Regions from separate parts of the Homo sapiens genome. Here region 2 is linked to region 1. The links are chromatin loops, found by intact Hi-C in ENCODE. Cell type or tissue: prostate gland. All regions are shown on one strand. Region 1 overlaps SLC22A5 (solute carrier family 22 member 5). Region 2 has its middle 11 kb from the start of P4HA2.

Region 1 (2,500 bases):
CCGTGTCCAGCCTGAGGGTTGCCTGCCAACCCCTCTGAGAGGTGCCCGGAGGCTGTGCGCCCACACTGCCCAGCAGTGCGGAGAAGCAGGCTTGTTTTTCCCTGTCACTGGCTTGGAAGAGATGCTTTGTTCTAGGGAGCCGCATGTCCCCTTGCCTGCGTTGTTGGTGAGGAGCCAGCAGGCTCCGTGGAGGGCAGGCTAGCAGCCTGGCACCAGGGAGGCAAGGGTCTGAGTTCCTAGGAGGGTGGTTGCTCATGTGAGAAGTCTGCAAAGGTTACTACTGAGCACCATCTCTCTGTCTGAAAAACATTTTTCATTTTTCTGTGAACCACTAAGTTTCCCGTTTGGGCTTTCTTCCTGCTTTTGGCTCTTGTTTAGGCAGGCGCAGCCAGATCCAAGCGTCTGGCTGCTTCCCCATGTCTTCAGACCTCTTTTTCTGTTCATGGTAACTATAGATGGAACCACACATTGGAAGCTGGAAACTCAAGCGGTGCAGCCTATTCCTTACCCCAATCCCTGTTTTACAAATGGGGAAATCAAGGCACAGCATGGGGTGATGCTTATCTGAGGTTGGAAGAGTTTTAATAGTAGAGTGGGAGCTAAAACCCAGTTTCTTACCTCCAAGCTCAGGACTTTCAGCTGTAATTGAGCCTAGTATAGTTGGTGTGCAGCATCAGGGATTCCAGCTCTAAAGGTCACAAAAAGGACCCGGGGGTCATTGGCCCAGGGTGGGAACCCGAGCAGAGCAGGTCCAGATGGTGCACTCTGTGCCCTGGCCTTAGTTTCTTGCTGGATGCTTTGGCCCGTAGAGCCCCAGAGCCCTGCTTCCAGAACCACTCCAGTGACGTTCATGCCAATGGCCTGAACCCCACTGAGCGAGGGTGCCCTGCCTCTTCCACAGCCCTGGGCTCCGCTCAGATTTTTAGGAGCAAGCGTTAGAGGCCTTGCTTTCTCCAGGGTCAGCATGTGGACAGAACACTTACTCTCTGCCTGTCTCTCCTCCTCAAAATGGAAGCAAGACAGTGGGGCCTACAATGCTATGAAAAACAGGATGGGAAAGAAGCCTGCTCTCTGCCTTCCTGCCCAGGTGAGCCATCACCTGACTAAGTGAGTTCACACTCAGAGCGTGTGGGGATGGCAGGATGTTCTGACTTCATTTTCCAGGATGCCTTTGCTTTAAAACCTTTTAAAAAGAAGTGAATGATACACCCCCTTTGCTCATCTTGCAGTGGAACCTGGTGTGTGAGGACGACTGGAAGGCCCCACTCACAATCTCCTTGTTCTTCGTGGGTGTGCTGTTGGGCTCCTTCATTTCAGGGCAGCTGTCAGACAGGTAAGGTGTCTGTCTTCTGGAGCACCAGGGGACCTCAGCACTGAGGAAGAAGCGTGTGCCTGGCCCTTGATTTCAGTTGGTAGTATTCTTTCAGCGCAGGGCCCTGTATTTTAAAGAAGAGGAAGCTATGTCTGTGATATAGACTCCATGCCTAGTAAGAAGAGCCAACAAATCTGACTCCGTAATTCTTGCTAAGTAAAGAAACCTGAGCTGTCTAAGCTGAATGTATCTGTGACCCGGTTGACTAGGTAATATGCCATGATTCACTTCTGCAGTAGCCTGGCTTGCCTCCCCTGGGTCACTGTGACTCTGTCATGCCCCTGAGCATGGGAGAGGTTGACATCATGCACACATGCACATGTGCTAGATTGTAGATCTGTAGTAGTGCCACGGTGTCTGCCTCTGTAGTCCCAAGAAGACCAGCATTCTCTCTGCAAAGTGAAAGGAGCTCTCACCAGCCACTAGTGGTATGAAAAGCAGAACTCTTTTGTCCACAAGGCTGATGCCCCTTAGCTAAGTGGCCTGTGGTTTTGGCATTTACTTTATGACAGGAGGGAGAATAGTGTTTTGATCCATTTCTTATAAGCAGGTTATTTGTATAATTCTAAAGCTTTTAACTCAAGGAAACATTAACGGCTTAGAGAATCCCAAACCCCTCGAAATTATATGCACAATGTTAGAGACTACATGTGAGCATTTTTTTGGAGAGAGGTCCGTAGCTTTCATGAAGTTCTTAGAGGGGTCCATTATGTTGTGTCTTCTTTCCCTGGAGCTTCAGGGTCTGTCAGAGAAGACTGTGAAGAGAGTAGCAGCCTTCAGCAAGTCCTTGGCCACATGACACATGTGAGAACACCCCACAAATCGGTGGGTTAGCCGGTGGAAAGGAGTCCCAGCATCTTCCCTGGTTTTTAATTCCTGGCCTCAAGCAATCCTCCCTCCATAACCTCCCAAAGTGCTGGGATTACAGGCGTGAGACACCATGCGCAGCCAGATATTTTTTATTGTTGTTGTTTTTTTTTGGAAAAGGAGTTTCACTCTTGTTACCCAGGCTGGAGTGCAATGGCACGATCTCGGCTCACTGCAACCTCTGCCTCGCAGGTTCAAGAGATTCTCCTGTCTCAGCCTCCCGAGTTGCTGGGATTACAGGCATGCACCACCATGCCCAGC
Region 2 (2,500 bases), 140 kb before region 1:
TCACTCCTGTCTCAAGGACCCTAAACCCTCCTGTGGCCTCTTTCCTGCCCTCAACTGCCCTGCTAGTGTCAGCTCCAGTTGCAGCTCTGATCTCCCCTTCCCTTCAGTAGACACCAGCATTTGAACTTGCTAGTCAGCCCTGCCTTGTGGCCCTGCAGTACACTGCCCTGGGACTCTTACCCACCACAAGGAGGCCAGGGCACTCATTCCTCCAAAGGTCCTGACTACCTCATTCCACATCAAACCTATTCCACACACCCACATCCCACATAAATACATTTTAAACTTGACCACACAAGAACATGGCTGAACTTCAGTTGACTATGACTATGACATACTGTTAACATTTACTATATTTAGTATTTACATTTTTTATAGCTTTCTATATTTTTTTCATGTTTCAAACATTTGCATAAACCTGTGAGAAGCTTGATAATCCCTGAGCTTCTAGTGCCTGAAAAACAGAGCAACTTGGCCATAGCCTCTAGTAAGAGGGCTCTCACCCACAAACACACACACATACGCACACACACACACACATTTATATGCTCACGCACAGAGGGATTCACATGCATACGCAAGCGTGTGGATCTGGCCTTTCACATGAGAAGGAGGAGGTTCTGTCCTTTGTCCTCTGGCTCTGCCCTTAATCTTGACTCTGAACCAGAGCCTGATATTGACTTTGGACCAGGCTCTGGCCTTATTACTTACTCTGACCCTGAACCAGCTAGTTGCAGACTTGGAATCAGGAAGATGTCTACCTCTATCATCTGTAGAAATCAGAGCCCATGGGAGAAGGGATGGCTTGGACAGTACATCTTCTTGGCTGAAGAGTGAATGATCAAGGTGGTGAAGGTGGAAAGATGGCTTCCTCAAACTGGCTGGGTCGTTAGATGCTGTCATTGGTGGCTGCAATTTTGGGGGCAAGTACTGCCCTCTCACCCCAGTGGTCACCCAACAGCTGTAGGCCAGGTTGACACCAGTGGTCACCCAACAGCTGTAGGCCAGGTTGACACCCTGCCCTCATCAAGTTCTGGAATTTTCTCTGCACTCTCTCCTGGGGCACCAACAGCTATTTTTGTCCCAGGGCAAAGGTGTGTGAGGCCTTCTGGGAGAATCTTTTTAGGGGAGCTGCTTCCTTCTTGTCCAGAGCTGTAGTTGCAAAAATGAGGTTGGCCACCAGAGGGTGCATGGAGCTCAACAGGGCTCACTCAAAGGAGCAGCCCCAGCCTTGCTCAAAAAGCCCCTCCACTTGGTGCCCCATCCTTCCAACCTGCCAAGGTTTAGCTGAGACCTGTGACTAGGCCTGCATAATCATGAGCAACGGGAAGGGAGAGATGTTTTCCAGGCCCTGGGGAATGACTCCAATGCTGGGACCTCCACTGGCTGAGGAGGCAGGGAGGATATTGGGAAGACCCCAGATCCTTTCCTCAGCCCATAGTGATCAGGGGCCTTCATGGTCAGCTAAGTTGACTTGTAGCCTTGGGAAGCCTCAGGCTGTGGAAGCCTCAGGCCATAGGAGCCAGTAGCCCTAAGGAAACACCAAGGACTAGTAATGCAGTGAAGTTAGGAAAGGAGATGGGGAGACCTTGAACTCTGAACATACCCAGAATATCCTGGCTCTGTGGAGAGGAGCTCCTGGAGGAGAAGAGCCAGAGAAGCAGGATGGGCAGTCCTCATCTGGGTTTCTATGATGCTCTGGGATGCTTCTGTGATTGGACAACTAATTTATGGAGCACTCTCCCTGTACCAAGTGTTACCTAACACTTGACAGATGTCATCTGCTTACCCTTCCAGATCTCCTCTCCTGTCTCCTCTTTCCCCTGCTCTGCGCCCTGACTGCTGACCTATATGGATAGCATCAACAGGTTCACCTGCCCTGCAGCTTCTGGTTGGGTTCAACCAATGGGGAGTAGCAGGAAAAGATCAGTAGGGAAGAGGAGATGGACTTTGAGGAAGCTGTCTGCAGCCTAGACATGAAGGCCTGGCTCTATGACCTGTCAAGCCTCAGCACTGCCTTTGAAGGAGAAGACCAGCTGCCTTGGTCATGCTGAAGTGTGGCAAGCAGGGTTTCCATACTTGGTCACTCAGCCTAGGGCTTCAGGAACCCTCTACACCCTCACTTACTCACATTCAGTCAGTCAACAGACATCCCCTGACACCTCCCTTGTGTCCAGTCCTGGGTACCCAGGGACACAGAGATGAGTCAGAAAAACACCCTGCCTGCATGGAGCTCATGTTGTTTTTTGTTTGTTTGTTTGTTTGTTTTGTTTTATGGGGGGAGAGGAGGCACAGATGAAGAAATTGACGGTGAATCGCAGAGGCTGAGGGAGACTACAGAAGGGGAGACTCACTTGCCGAGTGGTCAGGTAGGAGGATGAGGTGTGGGTCTCCCTGCATAGTCAGCCAGGGGAAGTGTTGGAGGTCTGGGAGAATGGTATTGCAGCAGAGGAGATAGAATGAGCAAAGCCTGGGAGAGGGAATGGCTCATTCCCACGGA

The links. Peaks named below come from ENCODE experiments on the same cell type or tissue, not always from the same donor. Only the 100,000 strongest peaks of a DNase experiment are listed, where the experiment ranks them.
Region 2: it touches region 1 in a loop (3-fold over the local background); 13 of 110 quality-filtered maps call a loop at or near these places.

What each region holds. Positions count from the first base shown.
Region 1 is chr5:132,377,149-132,379,648 of GRCh38, forward strand. It overlaps SLC22A5 (solute carrier family 22 member 5), which reads left to right. Exons shown (of 10, transcript NM_003060.4): 2 at 1,230-1,333. Among named protein-coding and RNA genes, the nearest start is that of MIR3936HG, 8.5 kb to the left of the region's middle. In prostate gland, no CTCF peak of the experiment used is centred here; a DNase peak (open chromatin) is centred at 1,096; H3K27ac peaks cover 2,357 bases.
Region 2 is chr5:132,237,257-132,239,756 of GRCh38, forward strand. No RefSeq gene overlaps it. Among named protein-coding and RNA genes, the nearest start is that of P4HA2, 11 kb to the left of the region's middle. In prostate gland, a CTCF peak has its summit at 1,183 (motif pointing right); a DNase peak (open chromatin) is centred at 1,185.